Regions from separate parts of the Homo sapiens genome. Here region 1 is linked to region 2. The links are chromatin loops, found by intact Hi-C in ENCODE. Cell type or tissue: MCF 10A. All regions are shown on one strand. Links, peaks and the distances in the headings refer to the core of each region. The heading gives the core; the rest is flanking DNA. Region 1 holds the start of LINC02725 (long intergenic non-protein coding RNA 2725). Region 2 has its middle 56 kb from the start of LINC02725.

The links. Hi-C counts contacts between places; a loop is a spot of excess contacts. Peaks named below come from ENCODE experiments on the same cell type or tissue, not always from the same donor. Only the 100,000 strongest peaks of a DNase experiment are listed, where the experiment ranks them.
Region 1: a loop joins it to region 2, with 8 times the contacts of the local background. A loop is called at or near these places in 8 of 110 quality-filtered maps.

Annotation. Positions count from the first base shown.
Region 1 is chr11:128,092,655-128,098,044 of GRCh38, forward strand. It overlaps LINC02725 (long intergenic non-protein coding RNA 2725), which reads left to right and starts at 3,105. Exons shown (of 6, transcript NR_183639.1): 1 at 3,105-3,445. In MCF 10A, for the core only: no CTCF peak of the experiment used is centred there; a DNase peak (open chromatin) is centred at 3,047.
Region 2 is chr11:128,036,873-128,042,262 of GRCh38, forward strand. No RefSeq gene overlaps it. Among named protein-coding and RNA genes, the nearest start is that of LINC02725, 56 kb to the right of the region's middle. In MCF 10A, for the core only: no CTCF peak of the experiment used is centred there; a DNase peak (open chromatin) is centred at 2,949.

The DNA of each region.
Region 1 (5,390 bases), core at 279-5,278, 56 kb after region 2:
AAGGATATTAAATAAACCTCCTTATACACAAAAATCTCATAATTCAAATGACTAAATCTAAGAGTTTATCTCAAACCATTTCTATCAGTACTTTACATACCTGATGTGACAAGGAATTAATGTGTGTGCTCTGTTACAATTATAATTTAACCAATTTTTATATCTATATTTTGTCATTATATATGTTAGCCGTCATTGAGAACATATAGGTTTATGACCACTATATTTTACTATATCTTAAAGGTATATTATAATATTTAATACAAAATGAATTGTGGAAAATGACTCTAGAGAAACAAAGTTTTAAGGATAAGTTTTCTGAGTTGGTTCTGTGGTTTCTCTGAATTTGTTCTCTAATCTGATTAGACTTAAATATGCTAATTACTCCATTTCCAGTAGTAAAAGGAGGACTAATAGTCCATTGAATAAGCTATTTATAGAGAAACAATATGTTTGTGGTAAGTACTCTTTATCACTCAGTTATGAGAAACAAAGAGCTAGGTGATTCTGTAGATGACACTTTCAAAGATTTCTTGATTAAGACCCCAAAAGCTCAGGCAACTAAAACAAAACGGCACAAATGGGATCCCATCAAACTAAAAAGCTTTTGCACAGCAAAGAAAATACTCAACAAAGGGATGAGACAACTTACATAATGAGAGAAAATACTTGCAAACTATTCAATTAATAAGAGATTAATAATCAGAATATATAAGAAACTCAGCTCAGCAACAATGATAAATGATCTGATGAAAAATATGCAAAAGATCTGAATAGATATTTATCAAAGGAAGACATGTAAGGGACTGATAGGTAAATGAAAACGTACTCAACATCACTAATCATCAGAGAAATGTAAATAAAAATCACAATAAAATATTCTCTTACCCAAATTAAAATGGTTTTTATCAATAAGATGAAAAATAACAAATGCTGGTGAGCTGAGATGAAAGAGGAACACTCGTACACTGTTGGTAGAAATGTAAATTAGAACAGTATGGAGGTAATTTTATTAAAAAAAGGTTTAATGAACTCACAGTTTCACATGGCTCAGGAGGCCTCACAATCATGGCGGAAGGTGAAAGAGGAGCAAAGGCACATCTTACATGTTGGTAGGCAAGAGAGCTTGTGCAGGGGCACTCCCGTTTATAAAACCATCAGATGTCTTGAGACTTATTCACTACCACAAGAACAGTACAGGGGAAACCACCCCCATGAATCAATTATCTCCACCTGGCCCCACCCTTGACCTTTGGGTATTATTACACTTTAAGGTGAGATGTGGGTGAGGACACAGCCAAACTGAATCAGAGCTTCTAGTTTTAAGTGGTGTCCAGAACAAGAGAAGGCCCTGCAGCAAGTCCAGCCTGCTGTGAGAGCTATTCTGCCACTTGGGCTATATAATTCAGCACATCCTATGGTGTCAAAGTATCAACTGCAGATAGGGATATTGTTTGGAGACTTTGGCAGGACCCTATAAAGAAACCATAGTGCAAGACTTGAGGATTTTGGAGTAAGGTTATGCTGTCATTCACAGATAACTACTCTCCCTCTGAGAGTCAGCTCTTGGCCAGCTATTGAGCCTTTATAGAGACTGAATGGCTGACCATGAACCACCATGTTATCATATGTCCTGAGCTGCTCATCATGAATTGGTGGCTACCTGACCCACAAAGCCATAAAGTTGAGAGTACATAGCAACACTCGTCCATCAAATGGATGTGACTGGGGCTAAGCAGGTCCTGAAGGCACAGGTAAGTGACATTAAGAAGTGGCCCAAATGCCCATGATCCCCACTCCTGCTACACTTCCTGCTCTCTGCCAGCCTGCAGCTATGAAGTCATTAAAAAATTCCCTATGAGCAGTTGACAGAGGAAGAGAAGACTCAGCCTGGTTTACAGAGGATTCTGCAAAATATGCAGGCATAACACAAAAAGGGACAACTGCACCCCTATAGCCCCTCTCAGGGATATCCCTGAAGGACAGTGGTGAATGAAAATCCTCCCAGTGGACAGAACTTCAACCATTCCACCTGATGATTCACTTTTCTTAGAAAGAGAAATGGCTAGAGAGGTGATTACCTGCCAATTCATGGTCTGTAGCGAGTGTTCTTCTTTTTCTGGATGATCAGAAACTTAGAAAGGACACATGGAAAAATTGGTGACAAAAAATTTGGGGAAGAGAGATGTGGGCACACCTCTATGAATAAGCAAAAAATAATGGATATATTGTATTTCATGTGAATGCTCACCAAAGGGTGAGCTTGGCAGAGAAGGATTTTAACATTAAAGTGGATGGAATGACCCATTGTGTGGATGAATACAAATCAGTCTCTTTCTCCAGCCAACTTTGTCATTTCCCACTGGGCTCAGGAACAAAGAGGCCATGGTAGCAAGGATGGAAGTTACGCATGGGCTCAGAAACATGGACTTCCACTCAACAAGGCTAACCGGACTGTAGAAAACTGAGTGTCTAATCTCCCAATGGCAGAGACCAACACCTGGCTCCTAATATGACACCATTCCCTGGGGTGATTAGCCAACACCTGGTAGCAGGCTGATTGATTACCTTAGAAAACATCTGTCATGAAAGGGGCAGTATTTTGCCCTTCCTGGAATAGATGCTCTGAATATGGATTTGCCTTTCTTGCACACCACAACTACCATCTGTGAACTTAACTCACTGGCTTGTCCATTTTCATAGTCTTCCAGATCACATTGCTTTTGATGAAGGAACTCACTTCACAGCAAGGGAAGTGCAGCAATAGGGCCAGGAACATGAAAATCATTGGTCTTACTATGTTTTCCACCATTCTGAAGCTTCTGGCCTGATACATTGATGGAATTGTCTTTTGAAGACTCAGTTACAGTGCCACCTAGGTGGCAATACCTTGCAGGAATGGTTCTCCAGAAGGCTGTATATGGTCTGAATCAGGGTCAAATATATGATGCTATTTATGTGGTAGCCAGAATTCATGGGTCCAGGAATCAAAGAATGGAAGTGGGAGTGGCATCATTCACTACTGCGCCTAGTGACTCACAAGCAAAATGTTTACTTCCTGTTTCCATGACATTATGCTCTGCTGGCCTAGACGTCTTAGTTCCAGAGGATGGAATGCTTCACCAGGAGACACAAGAATAATTTCCTTGACCTGGGAGTTAAGACTGCCACCCAGCCACCTTGTGCTCTCCATGCTGCTGATTCAACAGGCAAATAAGGAAGTTATGGTGTGGGCTACAGTGATTGATCTGACTAACAAGAGGGAAATTGCTCCACCATGGGGGTGAGGGAGAGTACATCTGGAATACAGAAGTTCCCTTAGGACACCCTTAGTGTTCCCACACATTGCGATTAAGGCCAGTGGAAAACTACAATAACTCAGTTCAGGCGGAACAACTCATGGGGCAGAATCTTCAAGGAATGAAGATTTGAGTCCTTCTACCAGGTAAGGAAACAGGACCAGCTAAGGGAGTTGCTGAAGGCAAGGGTTGTACAGGATAGGAGTAGAAGGTAGTTATAAATACTAGCTACAACTATGTGGCCAGTTCCAGAAATGAGGACTATAATTGTCATGAGTATTATCTCCTAATTTTGTTATGAATATGCTTGTATGTATGTGTATATACATATGTTAAACACTATCTTTGTTATTTATCCTCTTTTGATTTTCCATATCAGGTAACATAAGCTATACTGACTCTTGTATAAGGATTTAAGTATTGTTCATTTTACTTCATAGTATTTAAGTTATGGAACATCAGGAGAAAAATGTCACTCAAGGACTTCATCTCCTTTTCTGAGGAAGACATTACTGTGTATTTGGTAGTATGAAAATTGTTGTATCATGTTAGGTGAAATCACGATGTTATTGTTATCTTTATCTGGAGATTAGGTATGATTTAAGGAGATACATAAGCCAAATTGATAAGAGGTAGATCTGTAATTATTAATTTTATATGCCAACTTGACTGAGCTAAGGGATCCCCAGAAAACTAGTAAAATTTTATTCTGGACACGTATGTGAGGGTGTTTCTGGAAGAGATTAGCACTTGAATGAGTAGACTGTGTTAAGATCATCTGCCTTCACCAGTACAGGTGGGCACCCATATTCAGAAGGACTGAATAGAACAAAAGAGGGGAAGTTTCTTTCTCTGCTTGAGCTGAGACATCCATTTTCTCCTGCCCTTGGACTTTGATGTTCATGGTTCTTGGGTCTTTGAACTCAGACCAGGGCTTATACCAGTGCCTTCCTGGTTTTCAGGCCTTTGGATTTGGGATGGAATTACACCACCAGCTTTCTTGGGCCTCAAGATTACAGAGGAAAAATTATGGGGCTTCTTACCTTCATAATGACATGAGTCAATCCCTTATAATAAATATTCTCCTGTCTCTCTCTCTCCGTGTGTGTGTGTGTGTGTGTGTGTGTGTGTATACAGAAAGAGAAGTCTATACATCTATCTCTACATAGATACATAGATATATATATATAGAGAGAGATACAGATAGAGATAGAGATATCTATTGATTATGTTTCTCTGGAGAACCCTAACACAGAAATATATGGACTTTTTCCTTTTATTTCATTATGGATGCTATTAATTTTACCTACCTTGTTTCCTTTTATGGGTGGCTTTAGATTTTGTTTTCATTTATTTTGCGTCTGTTATAAATAACACACAAATAGATTCCTTTTTAACTCCAAATGGGCCTATGCCTTTCAATTGAGAATTTTTAAAATTAAATTATACTTCTTTTTTTTTTTAACTTGTGGGTACCTTTCATTTTATGTTTCTTTTATGTCTTCCTTTTTTGGAAAAATATCAGATCATTTATAATTAATTTTGCTTTCTACATTCTTTTGATATTTTGAAAGATAGGATGTTGGTTTTTAGAATTCTATCAATGATTGGTTTTAAGATTTTAGAAAATATTTTTAAAGTTCTCATTGCTTTCAATTCGTAAAATATTAAAAGAAATATTTTATTGCATTGACTATGTGAAGAAGTCAGTATACATTCAATTCTTCCTGAATATCTTTTTCAATTTTAGTTACTTTAATCTCTTATTTTACATCTTGCTTATTATTTTTTCATAGGAATAATTTTATTTCAAAAATAATTTTAGACACCTAAATTCCATTTGTGACCATATTAACAACAATTATTTATTATTTGCCTATACCATTTTTTACCATGAGTACTATAGTAGCATAACTTATCCATTCTTGAGTTATTTTTTTTCTTCTCTTATTCAACAGAAATAGTTCTCTGAGCAATTTTTACTTTGAAAGGGAATTGAGTAGAGTACTTTATAAAAATTATTACAAACGAAATTTTCTTCCCTTTAGGAGGAAGGGATCAGTGAACATTTGGTTGTATGGCAATAGTTGT
Region 2 (5,390 bases), core at 53-5,052:
TGAGGCAAGTCAGGAGCAGGCTGAGCCACAGGCTCACGTGTCCAGTGCTCCATATCCGTGGATCCCTGGACTCAGAGACAGCTTCAGACAGGACATGATTTCTCTTGAAATAGAAAGGAATCAGGAGCAAAGAAAGAGATTCTGGGGCTCTTGAGTGATAGAGAGAACATCCTTGGCTCTTGAATTTCCAGTTCCAGTCACAGCCCTCATTATGGCTTGCTGAGTCTGTCATTCCCTTGGGTGCCCATGGAATTGTCTGCCATGGTTTTACAACAAGCTCCCCTTACCTCATCTGCCTTGAGAAAGTTTCTGTACCTTGTAGCCAATGACTCTGGTCTGTGACATAGAGAAGATACGAATGCAGAATCAACAGCCTGATGCTGGCCAGGGCATATGCAGGGTTAGCATGGGGTGAAGGCAGGGCTGGTGTCCAGATTTCTGGCCCAGGTGTGACAGCAACATCATTTGTCAGAAGAAATAGGAAGAAGCTACCGAGTGTGTTCTCAGGTGTAATAAGTTTGAGAAGCCTCCAGGGTGCAGATGGCACACCTCGAGCTAAGGGGCCCTGGGTGTGGGAATGAGTTCTGGAAGGCTCCAGTAAGCATTGCCAGTGAAGCTGGGGGACCTGCAGGTAGAGGAAAAGTCAAGCGTGGAACTCCAAAGAATGTCTCGGTTGCACGCAAAAGAAGAGAAGTCAGGAACAAAGAACAGCCAGGAATGAACTAAGACAAACGAGAGAAGGAATCCAATAGACACCATGAGAGGAAAGCATTTCCAGGAGGAAAAAAATTCCAATTCCCCTTCCTTCTTTCCTTCCTTCCTTCCTTCCTTCCTTCCTTCCTTCCTTCCTTCCTTCCTTCCTTCCTTCCTTCCTTCTTTTCTTCCTTCCTTCCTTCCTTCTTTTCTTCCTTTTTGGGACGGAGTCTCGCTCTGTCGCCCATGCTGGGGTACGGTGGCACAATCTCGGCTCACTGCAGCCTCCATCTCGGGTTAAAGCAATTCTTTTGCCTCAGCCCCCCGAGTAGCTGGAATCACAGGTGCAGGCCACCACACCCAGCTAATTTTTTTGTATTTTTAGCAGAGAGGGGGTTTTACTATGTTGGCCAGCCTGGGAGCTCCTGACCTCAAGTGATCCACCCGCTTCGGCCTCCCAAAGTGCTGGGATTACAGGAGTGAGGCACAGTGCCCAGCCCAATTCCTTATACTTTAAATGACTCATTTGCCATAGCCCTTTTATTTCATATATTTGTGCAGCGGTCTTAACTCCCCCCCTAAGCTCTTGCATAGGGGCGGGGACCGCGGGCTCTCTCTGAATAGCAGCCTGAGCTGAATGAGGTTCACGGGGTGGCGAGCCAGCAGAGGGGCTCTGTGGAAGGAAAGATCCCGAATGCCCCTCTCATTCTGTGCATCCTCAGATGTTATTTTACTGACTGGAATTTTTTAACGGCTAAAACCAGGACAAAATATGCTTAACAATTCAATACATTTTCTTACAAATAAAAGGAGTAAAATAAATGTATATTCTCCTGCAGAGCTGATCTGGAAGCGTCCTCACACACCCCTTTGCCACCTGGTGGCATCCCCGTTTCTCTTGGATTCCTGAGATGTCCACTGATGTTGTTGTCAGAAAGCATTGAACTCTTCCCTCCCACGATGCAGCGTGTCTGGCTGCCTCGGATATTCACATACCAGTCCAGCTGCCCAGCTCTTTACCCTCTGATTCTTCCCTCCTCCTTCTTCCAAGTCAGAGAGGGACACTGGCTTGTTATCTTTGGGCCCGCAGGTAACGTTTCTACATCGTTCCGGGCCTCACTATTTTTCCCATGTATAGATTAAGGAGATTGTTGTGCTCATCTTTAAATACCCACCTCAAATATTTTCTCTTCCCTTAGCCTATTCCATCTTCCCTATGGGTCTGCCCCGAGAGCTGCTTCTGTGTTCCCAGCGCAACTGAGTATGGTGGCTGTCTCAGCCCTTACCACAGGGCACTGTGAGAGATTGCTGGCCTGTGTCCTCTCTCGATCAGTGAGCTCCTTGGATTCAGTAACCACGTCTTACATGTCTTTAAATCCCAATGATCTGGTTAAATGCCTGATGTCCAGATGCTGTTCCAGAAATGTCAACGCACTGGACCGACATTGGTCCAAGAGGTCACGAATGTACCTTCTTATCCTAAGTGCCCTGCTTTTCCTAATTCTTAATGCAAAGTCAGCTATGTGTCTCTCTATTTATTTTTTTATTGTATGAACAGCGTAAAATGTCATGGAAATTTTGTTCTGCATCTTATCTTATTCATCTTGGTTCACTTCCTTTTATTACACAAAACTTTCATGGTCATGTGGTAAGATATTACTCCACTCTTACAGAGGGTTAGCATTAAAGAAATAAGCAAAGGAAATGTCAAAGGTATTCTGGGAATTTAACTCAAATTATTGTCCTTCCTCATGTTGACCCCTAGGGTGAGCAAGGACTGTAAAATACAAAACAATGAATAAACAAATACCAAGGCCACATCCGTGGTATACAGTGGAAAGTGTGGTGTATATGACCTGTGTGTGGTGTATATATGTGGTGTATAAGAAGGTGTAGTGTATGTGGCTTGTGTGTAGAGGACTTTCAATATCTCTGACTGTTCTGCTCAGGGATACCCTTTATAGCCAATTCCAAGTGCATATAGAGCTTCAAAATCCCCAGGCAATACCACCCGTGTTAAATATCCTCTGACCAAGGGAGAGTATAGGCTCTGTGTGTAAGCTTGGAGTGGCTCGCCAAGATCATCTGTGTACAATCGTGTCATTTTTCATAAACTTTTTCTGAGTCCTGAGGAAGAAACAGCCTTGTGGCCACCATCCATCATTTCTAAAGCTAGCAGCAAAGCCATCCTTGGCAAGACTCCTGCTCTCTAAGCCAAACCACCAACAGCTACTCTTTCACACAAGACTTCCTGGCCTAACCTACACTCTGCTAACCACACAGGCGACGCCCTTCATGACTGTGTTGCAAGGCAGTCATCGCCAGGGTGCAGGCAGCTGGGGACAGAAGGCATATGAAACCAATTTCAATGTGTGGGCAGTAATTTGTAGAGCTTTTGTGGAGTGTGAATTGTGACAGAGGGTAGGGATGGGCTTAACACGGGTCAAAAATGGATGGTCTTTGTAAGAACAAGTTGGGGAAATGCGTGAGGATTTTATGGGGTAATTTTTATGTAATACTTTATTATCCTTTTCACACATATATTAGAAATTGTTGAAGCCATCCCTTCGCCCTCCATATTTGCATAGCATTTTATGTATTTTATATTATTTATTACGATCTTTCATGAATTAGTAATGTATATGCCAGTTTTCCCTGGTAGACCTAGTAGGAGAGGCATTACCATTCATCTATTTGTATCACTTCCACAGTGTCTGGAATAGTGACTGATTTTTGAGTGCCTTTTTAACATGAGTGACATTTTCCATGCTTAATTGATATATGTTTAACTTACTTAATTTCATTATTAAAATAAAGGTAAAGCACAAAACAAAGCGACACTTATTATAAGAAGTCGATGAGCAAAAGTAATCAATTCCAGAGGTTTTGAAGAATACATTCTGACTCTTGGTGATCATTTGTGTGTCATTTGATGAACATGTTTTGGATGACAGTTGAGATTTTTATGTCATTCAGTTTAATTAGCACTTCCATGTAGACTTTCATTTTAATAAATGTCAATCTTTTTTTTCTAAAATATTAACAGTACAAGGAAAGAAAGAGACAAAAGTAATAAAACCACAAATAGGACGACCGAGCTGGAGCTCAGCCATCTAACAGATGTTCCCATGCCAGCATCAACCTGGCTTCTCTCACAGCCAGATCGAAATCAGTCTTTACTTTCCACATGGACAGGAAGGTAAATATTCAGATAATGTGCAGAAGAAAGATTTAGCTGTGATATGATTTGAGGCTCAGGGAGCCTGGAAACAACTGATTATTGAAGCAGAGAGTGTTGAAATAACATGTTGTTTTAAAATTCTTCAGTGGGAGACTAATATTTCAACACATTTGAATGACTTCCTTGCAGCAAAATGCTTAGGCTTAAAACATGAAGCTGGATAAGTAACAGGAGCTTCCAAGAGAAAAATCACTCAACTTATATATACTCCATGGCCAAGAAATTCAGGGTCCGTAGTTAGACACGTTCCCAGCAAGCCCACCTCATGTTGTCTGTTCTCAAGAGGGATGACTTTGGGTTGGACCTACTTTTCAAATAAAACTGTTAGGTTAGTGAGAGACAAATTTCAGATTCCTAGTTTCTCATGATGCAATGACTGAGGAAATTAATGTTTAAATGACAAAATTTGATTTTCTGACAATTAGGGAAATAAAGATAAATACTTCTATCCAACCCCTACACAAATCCATACATTGATTGTACAGTGATTTAGTGAGAGCCTACATGAAATAAGTCTTGTGGCTAGAGTTTCATCTACTGAATTTAAGTGATGAATCAGTTGCATAAAATTAGAAATCCTCTAATTTGAGTAGAGAGAATATGATCTTCATTTTTATAATGAAATTGCTCGGTGGGGGGAACTACACTTATTAGATCAATGCCCATAACCAGAATGTTGGTTTTTTCCCAACATTTATTAATTCTTTACTTACTGTAAGACATATTATTATTTTGGCTTTTGTTTGCACGACCTTTTGTTTCTTTTAAAATTATTTTTTAATGTATTGTTAATATTATTTTTGATTGACAAAACATAAATATATACATTTATAGAGTACAATGTGATATTTGGATATACGTACACAATGTGGAATGTTTTGTTTCTGATTCTTCAATAGAAATAAAATGATAATAATTATTATTATAAAAGCACATGAAAGAATGGAAATTCCAATAGGCAATCTAGACTTCTAGACTGGAGAGGACTTTATGAATATCCCTAGGTCTCTCATGAATAATCAAGGTCTGTTGTATAAGGATTTGTGAGAAAACAAGACTATAAACAATGTGTTCTTGGGTCTTTACATTTGTACATAAAAAAGTCTTTCCATGAAGTAAGTATGATTATTTATTCTTCATGATGTCTATTAGAAGTGAAGGTAAATGTGAAAGTGGGTCTCTTTTTTTAAATGGTGATGAGAAGCCGGGACCCAGGAATACCAGAATCTTGCCCTCCAAACCATCTACCTTCCCAGCCCCCAATAGGATTCCCAAATGATCCCTGTGAAAGGATCAGTAGACAATTAACAAATAAAGTAGCATTTTATTGCAAGCTAGGTGAAGACCCAAGCCTAAAAACAGGGCTCTCTGAAATAGCTGGCTTGGCATATCTTGGCTTGAGCTAATGTCCAAATTGGGCTAAGGCTGGCATCCACCCACTCCAAAGCCCACACCT